Linked DNA regions of Homo sapiens: region 2 is linked to region 1. Evidence: chromatin contacts called from ENCODE Hi-C data. All regions are on one chromosome and are shown on one strand. The core of a region is the stretch at or near the end of the contact, and the rest is flanking DNA. Distances in the headings are between cores, read along the strand shown.

Region 1 (5,389 bases), core at 2,890-5,389:
GATGCTACATCTACGACCCATATATTATTAATAACAAATAAATTCAAGTATCATGGATCAAAAAATATACCACCGATCCTGTTGCATGTGCCCAACATACGGCCCAACGTAGGGTGACAGGGTGATCCTCCCTGCAGCCCTATGAGGCTAACTTCATCACCCCTGTTTACAGATGGAGCTTTGAGAGAACGACAACAGTACCTGTCTCCTCTGCATCCGAGGCTTTCTTTGAGACCCCAGTGTGATAACAACAATGTAAAAATCAATGCAAGTACCCAGGAGACAAGGCACAGGGACCACAGCCATGAACAGAACACATGTATGTGACCTCAAGGGGTTTCTCCTAGGAACCAGGAGGAGTGGGATTAACGCTGAGTTAACACCTAGCCTGAGTCTGCGGGCTTTCCTGGGCCAGCCCCTCCTACTAGAGCAGAGAAAATGTGTTTTGTAGCCCTGCTGGGAACAGTGGGGTGCAAGCCCTCAGTGTGGCTTCAGGGTCTTTCCCTCAAAGCAGGCATTAAAATTGACCCTGCCAAGCTTAACCAGCTGGAGCAGAACATGGGGTTGAGGGAGCACCGAGGCCAGGAGTGCTCCCAACAGTTCCTCTCCCAGCTCCGGCTCACCACCAGGGGCCCTGGGAGACAGCCAGTATGTGCCAGAAACGGCTCACTCTTCACGAGACAATGAATCCACTGTTGACCAGCCAGGGCCTTGATTAATATTTGCAAAAGAACGAACTGGAAAATTCCACCTGTGTGGGTGGAGGCTGGACCCGCAGGACTTGTCAACAACCCTGATGGCCTTGTTCTCCCAGGGATGGATCAGGCAAAGAAGCAAAGGTCGGAATAACAATGACAGAATCTGGGGATTACCGTGACTCTTGGGTCCTAGGGAATTTCCCCCCCCACCTTTTTTTTTTTTTTTTGGTTCTGCCTCTCCTGCCCCTAAATTTACACAGCACTCTTAAATCCTTCAACTTGCTTTCCTATCTGCTGTTTTGCTGTTTCTTCTGCGTTTCCTAACAGCCCTGCTGGGGAGGCAGAACTGATGTCAGCCCCATGTTACAGATGGAGAAACAGGTTCCAAAAGACTAAGAGCCTCACTCAAGGCCAACAGATGGTGAATGAGCCGCAGAACCAGGTGGTCTGGAAGCCAGGCATCTCACCGCGCTGTGGCTGCACAGAGTCTGTGCAGACCCTAGGGTCTGGGTCAGGGCCATAGGTACTTGACCCAGTGATCTTCCAGGCTCTGGCAGAGGCCCTGACCTTTGCTCTGCTTGTGAAGAAAGAGGAGGAAGTTCAAACCAGCTCCCCTGGGTGGGCAGGCTCAGGCACTGGCCTTGGATGAAGGTAGGTGTTAATTTATTCATCCATTCAAGCATTTAATGAGCACCCCCTACAAAGCCCCCCCGGACAGGAAGGCACACTGGCTGGTAGCTCTTTCAGAAACCCAGACCTAGCAGAATTTATGACTGAAGGGAGAAGGTCAGAAAATGTCCAAAGGTCGCTTCTCTCATAGACTCAAATCACTTCATCGCCCCTATCACCACCCCATTTTACAGAAAAGGAAACTGCTCTGAGAAGAGCAGTGACTTGCCAGAGCCTCCAGTTCAAAAAGCCACAAAGTCATCAGGCTTAGGCAGCCAAATAAATTGTGTGCCTTCCGGCAGGCCACCTGGGACCTCTCATGCAGGGCCACTTGAGGCATGGCCTTCTGAGCTAGGGGGGAAAACCCCCGAGGGGACAGGCAGACACACCTGTTTGCCCACCTCAACCTCCAGTTGTGGCTACAGGGCCCTTCACACCCTCTCCTCCACTCCACAGCCCCAACTACGAAACTGAACCAGGTATCACCCCATCCCTAAGCCCCAGGGGGCCAGGGCAGTGTCATTCTGAACCCAGAACAGCAGGAAAGCCACTTGGCCTGGGTCTTGGGTCTCTGCCTGGCAGCCCCTGCCTGAGTACTCCTCCTTCTTACAGCTCAGCCACCTCCAGACCACCCTCACCTGACACTTCTTCCCCTGGGGGGAGAAAGAACCTCAGCCCTTCTCTTTTTACAAAACCCCCTCCCCTATCCTTTTGCCAAGGCTTCCTGTGACTGCCACCAACCAGCCTCAGTGCCCTTGGTCTCTCTGCCCCATCTGACCCCATGAGCTCCTCCCTCACTACTGGGCTTTCCTGCTGCAGCCCCTTAGACCTCCCCACCTCCTCAGGCAAGCTCTCCTCCCCAGGGCTCTATCCTCCTCTCCTCTCCACTGCCCCCTGAGAAAGTCTGACTCATGAACCCTGTCTCCAGGCCTAACCTCCGCACCCTGGTTGTCTCAAAGCCTGTGTGCCGAACAACACCAAGCTCACAGCAGGGCCTGCCCTGGCACACAACTGAAAAGCCAGCACAGCCCAGAGCCTGGCCCACAGCACAGAATCAGATACTCACGGAATGAACGCATGTTAGTGAATGGCTGCCTGCTCGCTCGTCTCAGAGGGACTAGCCCTCTATTTTGCCCTGCAGAGCCAACCAGGTGGCCTTTCTAAAACCAAAAATGGATGACCATTTAAGCCTGTACCATTGTTCCTCAGCACCATGGGACAAAGTTCACAATCTTGAGCTTGCAGACGAGGCTGTTTTCATCTGGGCTTCCGCAGCAAGGCGGGTACTTGTGTCCTTGAAAATAATTCTCACTGCACTCATCCTCACTCCAGGAGTACCCATCAGCCAGCACCCATGTGTGGTTCACCTTTGCACCCAGCAGGTATTTGCTGAACAGGAAGATGACTATTAGAGCTGAAAATGTTCTCAAGGGCCACAGGGCCCAAAGCAACTCAGAGAGGTGGAATGAGGGGCTCAGGGTGGCCCAGTCCCAGGCAGGGGTGCGGCCACAACCTCAACTGAGTTCCTTGGTCAGGAAACAGAGCAATTCTCTGAAAATGCTACCTGCAACTCCACACGTATGCATGCCAGAGCCCAAACCCCTGGCTGATCCCCAGTCCATGCAAGCCTTAATCAAGCTGGCAGGTGGGCCAGGCCTGGCACACAAGTAGGGCCTCAGCTAAAACAGCTGCTTGACTTAGTACAGCCTCTCACCAGCTGACAACACACCCCTAAGTTCCATACCCCTCTCTAGGCCTCCGTCTTCTCATCTGTAGAATGGAGCTAATTCTGCCTACAAGTTTAAATGGCCCTGAGTTGGTCACCACAACCCTGTCGTTTGCAAACCGAGGGGGCTGAAGCAGCAGTTCCAGCCTCTGTGACTCCACTGTTAGCCCAGCTGATTTTTGTGAACTTTCCCCCAAACCCACTGTGTCTCAAAGGATGGTCCCTGGGCCACCCACCCACGAATTACGGGGGCGTGGGTGGAGGCTCGTTAAATGCAGATCCCGGGCCTGACCCGGACCTGCCGTCTGGATCTCATTTTAGGCGGCGCTAGAGATCCCGGGCCAGGGAAACTTGAGAACCGCAGCTCCAAATCGCCAGTGCTGACGGCTTCCGCTTTGGGAGCCCCAGGTGTTGCTGTCCGAACTCACTTGGTGGAAACAGACATTTACCAGAAAGCCTGGGGTCGGGCAGCGGGCACTCCTACCGCTCTAACCCCGCGTAGCTGAAAGAATTCGCTCCCTCAAAGGAGTCAGTGAGCTTCGGCAGTCTGCGTTCCACCCGTTTCGCTTCGCGCGGCGGGGCGATTGTGTAAAGCGGGCCCGGGTCTCGGCGTCCAGCCCGGCCCCAAACCTCCGGCCCCCAGGCCTCTCCGGGCTAGCGGCCGGGCGGCGCTGCTGCGGGGTGGTCGGGGCGCCTCCGCGGCTACTCACCCGGGGCGACTCGGCCGAGAGCCCGACAGTCGGGACCGGAGCGGGAGGAGCGGGTGGCCGCGGCCCGGCCCCTGCCCCGCGGCACTTTAACCGGCGGCGCCGGCGCCCCGCGCGCTCTCTGCGTCCGGAATGGGGACGCAGCAGTTCCGACCCGGTCGGCCCCGGAGCCGCGAGGCTAGCTGGGCTCCAGCGGAGGCGCGCGAAGCCCGAGGGCGGGTGCAGCTGATGCACCTGGCTCACTGCATGCACGTGTGCGCGGGGGTAGGCGCGCGCCGCGGCGGCCCGTGCTCCGCCAGCGCTCGGACACGGCCCATCCCTCCGAGCCCCAGCAGGCGAGGGCGCTGCGACCTGCCCCAGCCTGGGAGGGGGCCAGCGGGCCCGCCCTCTGTTCGGGTGGCGGGAATGGGTCGGCGCTGCGAGAGGCGGAGCCGAGAAGGGGCGGCCCGGCGGCGCCGGGATAAAAGCGCAGCGTGCGGGTGGCCTGGATCCCGCGCAGTGGCCCGGCGATGTCGCTCGTGCTGCTAAGCCTGGCCGCGCTGTGCAGGAGCGCCGTACCCCGAGAGCCGGTAAGCCCCCGCCAGCACCTCTTCCCTCATCTCCCGGCCCTCGAGCCCAGATCCTGACGTCGTCTGATCCGCCAGTCCAGGCTGCCCCGAAGGCGTGCGCGGACTGCCGGCTCAAGGGGCATGCCTGCACCCTCAGGGCAGCCCCGGACATCGGCGTCAGGTTGCTTGAGTCAGGGGCGTGGGAATCAGACAGACCCGGTCTCAGATGCCACCCTGTACTGTTGGTTCTGTCATTTATGCTCACCAAGTTCCAAGTCCCGAACGGTAAAACGAAGGGCAGTACCGAACCCACCAGGGTCTCTTAAGGTATAACGACATGGCCTGCAATTAGCGGCGAAGGGCCTGGCACGTAGTTATTGTTACTTGGGGTCTGCTCACCTGTTGGGGCACAAGAACTGTTTCTCCATTAGTACCCCCTCCCTTTTTGGCCATATTGATTGCCATGTTCACTCGTGAAGGCAGTTGCCTTTCTTCCCCAGTACCCTGAATGATCGAGGGAATCTTCTGGGTCACTGAAGAGAAAATAGCTCATCCCCCAAATAACCTTTGAAATGATACCGCTGCCCTCTTAGAATAGCATATAGCATCAAGCTCCGTAGTCACCTGCTGGTGGACAAACCCCATTCACTGTTTCCTGATGTCTTCAGCTCCTATCCTTCCCCTCTGTGTCAGTTCAGAAGCCCTCTTGGCTCTTTGCACTAAAGGGAAGAATTCATCCCTTTTGCTGTAGTTGCTGCAAGGCCAACAATTTGAGCTTGGTAGCATTTAGGGTTGTTGCTTGGCCTCTCACCGGCCGTTTGATAAGAACTCAGCTCCTGGTATGATGGCTCATTTGTTAAAAAAAAAAAAAAAAAGTCAAGTCTGGCCGGGCTCGGTGGCTCACGCCTGTAATCCCAGCACTTTGGGAGGCTGAGGCGGCCGGATTGCCTGAGGTCAGGAGTTTGGGAACAGCCTGGCTAACATGGTGAAACCCCGTCTCTACTAAAAATACAAAAAGTAGCCGGGCATGGTGGCAGGCGC
Region 2 (5,389 bases), core at 946-3,445, 740 kb before region 1:
CAGACATAAGAGATTCTCCTGCCTCAGCCTCCTGAGTAGCTGGGATTACAGGTGTCCACCACCAAGCCCAGCACTTTTTTTTTTTTGTATTTTTAGTAGATGGGTTTCACCATGTTGGCCAGGCCAGTTTCGAACTCCTGACCTCAAGTGATTCACCTGCCTTGGCCTCCCAAAGTGCTTGGATTGCAGGTGTGAGCCACTGTGCCTGGCCTCAAACACAGCTCTTAAATCAGTCTCTGCTTTCATATCTTTTTTTTTTTTTTTTTTGAGACATAGTCTTGATCTGTCACCCAGACTGGAGTGCAGTGGCACGATCTCGTTCACTGCAACTTCTGCTTCCTGGGTTCAAGCGATTCTTCTGCCTCAGCCTCCTGAGTAGCTGGGATTACAGGCACCCGCCACCATCCCCAGCTAATGTTTTTTTTTATTTTTTAGTGGAGACGGGGTTTCCCCATGTTGGCCAGACTGGTCTTGCACTCCTGACCTCCCACCTCGGCCTCCCAAAGTGCTGGGATTACAGGCATAAGCCAACACACCCAGCTTGCTTTCATATCTTTAAATGGTTTTTTTTTTTTTTGAGACAGAGTTTCGCTCTTGTCGCCCAAGCTGGAGTGCAATGGTGCTATCTGGGCTCACTGCAACCTCTGCCTCCCGAGTAGCTGGGATAACAGGCGCCTGCCACCACGCCCAGCTAATTTTTGTATTTTTAGTAGAGATGGGGTTTCACTGTGCTAGCCAGGCTGGTCTCGAATTCCTTACCTCAGATGATCCGCCCACCTTGGCCTCCCACAGTGCTGGGATTACAGGCGTGAGCCACCGTGCCGGGCCAAAATGACTCTTTAATGTTTGCAAAAAGTCCAGGCTCCTTAATTCTGTATTTGTGGGCTTTTATACACTGACCCCAAGCTATCATTTTGGATTCCCTTTGCCAACCTCACCCTCATCACCCTGTCATCTTCTGCTGCACCCTACCTCCCAGGTTTTAGCCCTCCAGCTGCTTTGAGTCAGGCTGGGCCCACCTTGGCTCCTGTCATTCTCACCACCTAGTGTGTCTTTTCTGCAGGGCCCTCCCTGTCTTTTGGCAAAATAGACCTCTCCTTCCTACATTCTATAGACTCCCTGAGGGCAGGAGCCCCTCTCAGTCACCTCTATGACCCTGGTTTCCTAGCAAAGCTCTAGGAAATGAGTTTCCAAGTACCACACACCTCACAGCCAAGTAACAGTTAACCACATAAATGTCTGTGTCTTTGGTGAGAGAATGAAATGCCTGAGGCCATGGCCTGTTACTCATTCATCTCAGTATTCTCAGCACCTGGCATAGTGTTCAGGAAATGTGGGGGCAGAAGTAACAGCACATACATTTTTGCTACTACAAAAAGTGATTTCAAGCTGAGCTCAGTGGCTCATGCCTGTAATTCCAGCACTTTGGGAGGCCGAGGCAGGAGGATCGCTTGAGTCCAGGAGTTCAAGACCAGTCTGGGCAACATCACAAGACCCTGTCTCTACAAAAAAATTAAAATATTGGCTAGGCGTAATGGTAGGTGCCTTGCCTGTAGTCCCAGCTACTTGGGAGGCTGAGGTGGGAGGATCACTTGAGCCCGAGAGGTCAAGGCTGCAGTGAGCTGTGTTTGCACCACTGCATTCCAGCCTGGGTGACAGAGTGAGACCCTATCTACAAAAACAAAAAACAAAAAACAAAAAAAACCACCAGGGATTTCAACTTTTTTAGAGCTGTAGTTTTAAAAATATATCGAATCTGAGGATCTCAGTCAGGCAACTTCCTTATTTCACAGCCAAGGAGATGGAGGCCCTGAGAAGTTCCTAATGGCACTCTGCCAGTCAGGGAGTCAGGCTAGGGGGATCCAACCATGGAGCAGGCTCCTGGCACCACATTCAGGTCGAGCTCTGGAGGCTTTAGTTTGCAGTAAACTTAAACCAGCTGCTGCAAAGACATGTCTAGAGACATGTGTTGTCTGCAATCCAGAAAACCAATTTAGGGCCATCACTTGGACTGGATCCATTCCTTCAAACTTATTAAAACTGCTCTTAAAACCTTGGAAGGAAAAAAATGCATATGAGCAACCGTCCTTTCCAAAACTCACTCCACCGATTTTCCTGTTCTTACAACAATGTGAACTATCATCATACACATTTCACAATAGTTACGTTGTTGCTTTTCTTACCCCATTCACAAATACATGCTGAATAGCCCTCCTGTACCAGGCCACAGGGAGGCAGTAGTGAACGGCACAGTCTCTGCTCCCCAGGAGCTAAGTGCTCAGGCCCTTCACTCAGCTCTTCTGAGGCTTCTGACCCTCCCTTCCCCGAGAAGGCCTCGGAACGGTTTCATTTTTGTAATAGCAAAGTTATAAGGTTAGGCTGGAAACGTGTGTACTCTCAAAGATCAGAGAGCCCTCAGACACTGCCTGGTCCTATCCCTTATTCACAGATGGGGAAAGCGAGGCATAGGGGGAGTTGCTTTCTTTTGGAGACATAATAAACAAAAAATACAGATGGGGGGGAAATAAAATAACAAGATAATAACAGTTGTATTAGAATGCTAGTATTATTTTTTCTATTTTCTTATTTTTTTCTAACGGGACTATATTTTATAATTAAAAGAAAATTTTTGAAAAGATTAAAAATACATTCAGTAATAGGTATATGGATATGAAATATATATGAAGAGAGAAACTACTACCTTCAGCAACTTACAGCTGTCTTAAATCTCACTTTTTAAATTAAAGCTGGGTATAAGTAAACCAACACATATACATACAAAAACTAAATGTGCTTCCAGCCCCTTGCTGGCCCTCCACATTGAGAGCTCTGTCGTAGGTAAACTGAAAGGACCAAAGTCTGACCAAACTCTCATACAAGTGCATTTTGTTGTTTAAGAAAATAAATCCAGGATTAGGGAATTGACATAATTTTTAAAAAGAAGAAGAAGAAAATAAAATGATATAAATAAATGATATAAAATGATAAAAAGGCTGGGTGTGGTGGCTCGCGCCTGTAATCCCAGCACTCTGAGGCAGGCGGATCACAAGGTCAGGAGATCGAGACCATCCTGGCTAACACGGTGAAACTCCGTCTCTACTAAAAATACAAAAAAATTAGCTGGGTGTGGTGGTGGGCACCTATAGTCCCAGCTACTCAGGAGGCTGAGGCAGGAGAATTGCATGAATCTGGGAGGTGGAGCTTGCAGTGAGCCAAGATAGCACCACTGTACTCCAGCTTGGGCGACGGAGCAAGACTCCATCTCAAAAAAAAAAAAATGATAAAAATACTTTTATGTAACTGATATAATACTTTCATAATAAATTCATAAAAATCATATAACATGGGGTTTTGGAGTTAGACCTGGATCCCAGTTAAGCTGTTCCTTGTTACTATAAAACCCTAAAGAAATTCTGCAACCTCACTGACCCTTAGTTTCCTCATCCATGATGAAGGGGAACAATATGTTTCTTATAAGGCTGTGGAGAGATTTAAATTAGACCACTAAGTAAAGCATCAAACTAAACAGACGTTGGTTTCTCTCTCCGTATTAAGCCCCCTCCTCCCATTTCTGAAATTCTTCTGCCCCAGAGGCTCTGGACAGGTGGTCTGGACCCAGGTAATTGGCAGTCCTATGAAATCCCCTTCTACTATGGTCTCCCGACGATTCAGAGTGACCGTCTACTTACCTTCTGTCAAAATCTGTTTCAAGAAAGACTGTTTGAAAAAACTCCAAGTCAGTTTAGCCTCTTTCCAGTTTATAAACGCCTAGAAGAGAAAACAAAACAAAACAAAAACATCACAGGCGTTGCAAGTCTAAGAATGCAATGCTACATGAGAGGCAAATGCAATCTGGTCTCTAAATCCCAACTTGGATAGTCTCCACTGAATCCTCATCCAATGCTAAGCACACAGAAGGCATCTCACAAACACTGGAGAAGAATTTACATTACTAAACACAAAGCCAAAGTCTGTAAGGGCCTGCCCAAGACTCATATACTGAGACCCCTAAAGAATTGCTGCTGTCCCTTGGGGGCCCACACAGTACACTGACCACAGCTAACACGTACAGCTCACAGTTTGTTCTTTCCTTAAAAACTGTCTAAAGCATGCCAGGCTGCAGAAGAAATTCTGCTCCATATACTGCACATTGTAATGCTATGTTCAGCCATCCAGGGCCCTTTTACACAAAGTATAGGAGCTGCCCTTCTGCATTACAAAAGAAATTTAGCCTTCGCAGGTCAGGTAAACCACTCAGAATGGGTATGACAGAGGAACGGAGAAAATAAAATTTCTGATATGACTCTTCTAAAACTCCAGGCCAGGCGAGGTTGCTCACGCCTATAATCACAACACTTTGGGAAGCTGAGGTGGGTGGATCACTTGAGGCCAGGAGTTTGAGACCAGCTTGGCCAACATGGCAAAAACCCCATCTCTACTAAAAATACAAAAATTAGCTGGGCGTGGTGCTACGTGTCTGTAATCTCAACTACTTGGGAGGCTGTGGCACAAGAATCGTTTGAACCTGGAAGGCAGAGGTTGCAGTGAGCCAAGATGGCACCACTGAACTTCAGCCTGGATGACAGAGCGAAAATCTGGCTCAAAAATAAATAAATAAATAAAACTCCCAGCGGCACCAAATGGCCCATTTCCTAAGGACAAGGAAACACTTAGGTAGGGTAGAGGTCAACCTATTAAGAGACAGGTGGCCTCAAAGCCAGGGAGCTGAGCACAAAATGGAAGAGCAAGGCAGCCAGGGAGCTCGGTATCCTCTGACTCCTGTTTTTCTACCTCCCACAGTTCTCTCTGGGGCCCCCTCCTCTATCTTGTAGGCACCCTGGGATCCCAGAATATTTAGACTAGGTGTTTGGTTTTTTGTTTTGTTTTGTTTTAGAAACAGGGTCTCACTCTATCACCCAGGTTGGAATGCAGTGGCATGATCATAGCTCACTATAACCTCAAACTCCTGGGCTCAAGCCATCTTCCCCCCTCAGCCTCCAGAATAGCCGGGACTACAGGTGTGTGCCACCATGCCTGGCTCATTTTTAAAATTTTTGTAGAGATGAGGGTCTTGCTGCATTGCCCAGGCTGGTCTCAAACTCCTGGCTCAAGCAATCCTCCCACCTCGGCTCCCAAAGTACTGGGATTCCAGGCATGAGCCACCATGCCTGGTTGATGTTAGGTTCTTAATCCTAGGGTACTTGCATTTTGAAAAGTAGTGATTATCCAAAGTGATTACTTCTCAATGGTAGGATTTCAGAGGGCTTTTTGGGAGGGGAGGGCTGAATTACAAAGGCCAAGCCCACTCTACCTCTCCAAAAGGTCAGCCACAGCTCTGGAAGTGGGCCCAAGGGCAGGCCTGGAACCTGTCTCAGTCATGTGGGCCCCT

Evidence for each region. A loop is a pair of places that touch in the nucleus more often than their neighbours do. Pooled maps may share reads with other maps.
Region 2: a map with no recorded cell type shows a loop between it and region 1 (2.5-fold over the local background). The contact joins the enhancer-like site here to the promoter of CHDH in region 1. A Hi-C loop is called at or near these places in 1 of 37 single-sample maps with no recorded cell type and 1 of 50 pooled maps.

Annotation. Positions count from the first base shown.
Region 1 is chr3:53,842,280-53,847,668 of GRCh38, forward strand. CHDH (choline dehydrogenase) reads right to left here and starts at 4,140. Exons shown (of 9, transcript NM_018397.5): 1 at 3,804-4,140. IL17RB (interleukin 17 receptor B) reads left to right here and starts at 4,289. Exons shown (of 11, transcript NM_018725.4): 1 at 4,289-4,369. The coding sequence starts at 4,310. RefSeq lists enhancers at 2,415-3,255, 3,256-4,096, 4,043-4,337 and a silencer at 3,688-4,337.
Region 2 is chr3:53,108,141-53,113,529 of GRCh38, forward strand. RFT1 (RFT1 glycolipid translocator homolog) reads right to left here. Exons shown (of 13, transcript NM_052859.4): 7 at 3,690-3,768. Among named protein-coding and RNA genes, the nearest start is that of RFT1, 20 kb to the right of the region's middle. RefSeq lists an enhancer at 1,150-1,269. Within about 2 kb of position 2,196, at least 13 of the 41 ENCODE cell types and tissues checked have a DNase peak (open chromatin) inside an H3K27ac peak, as active enhancers do.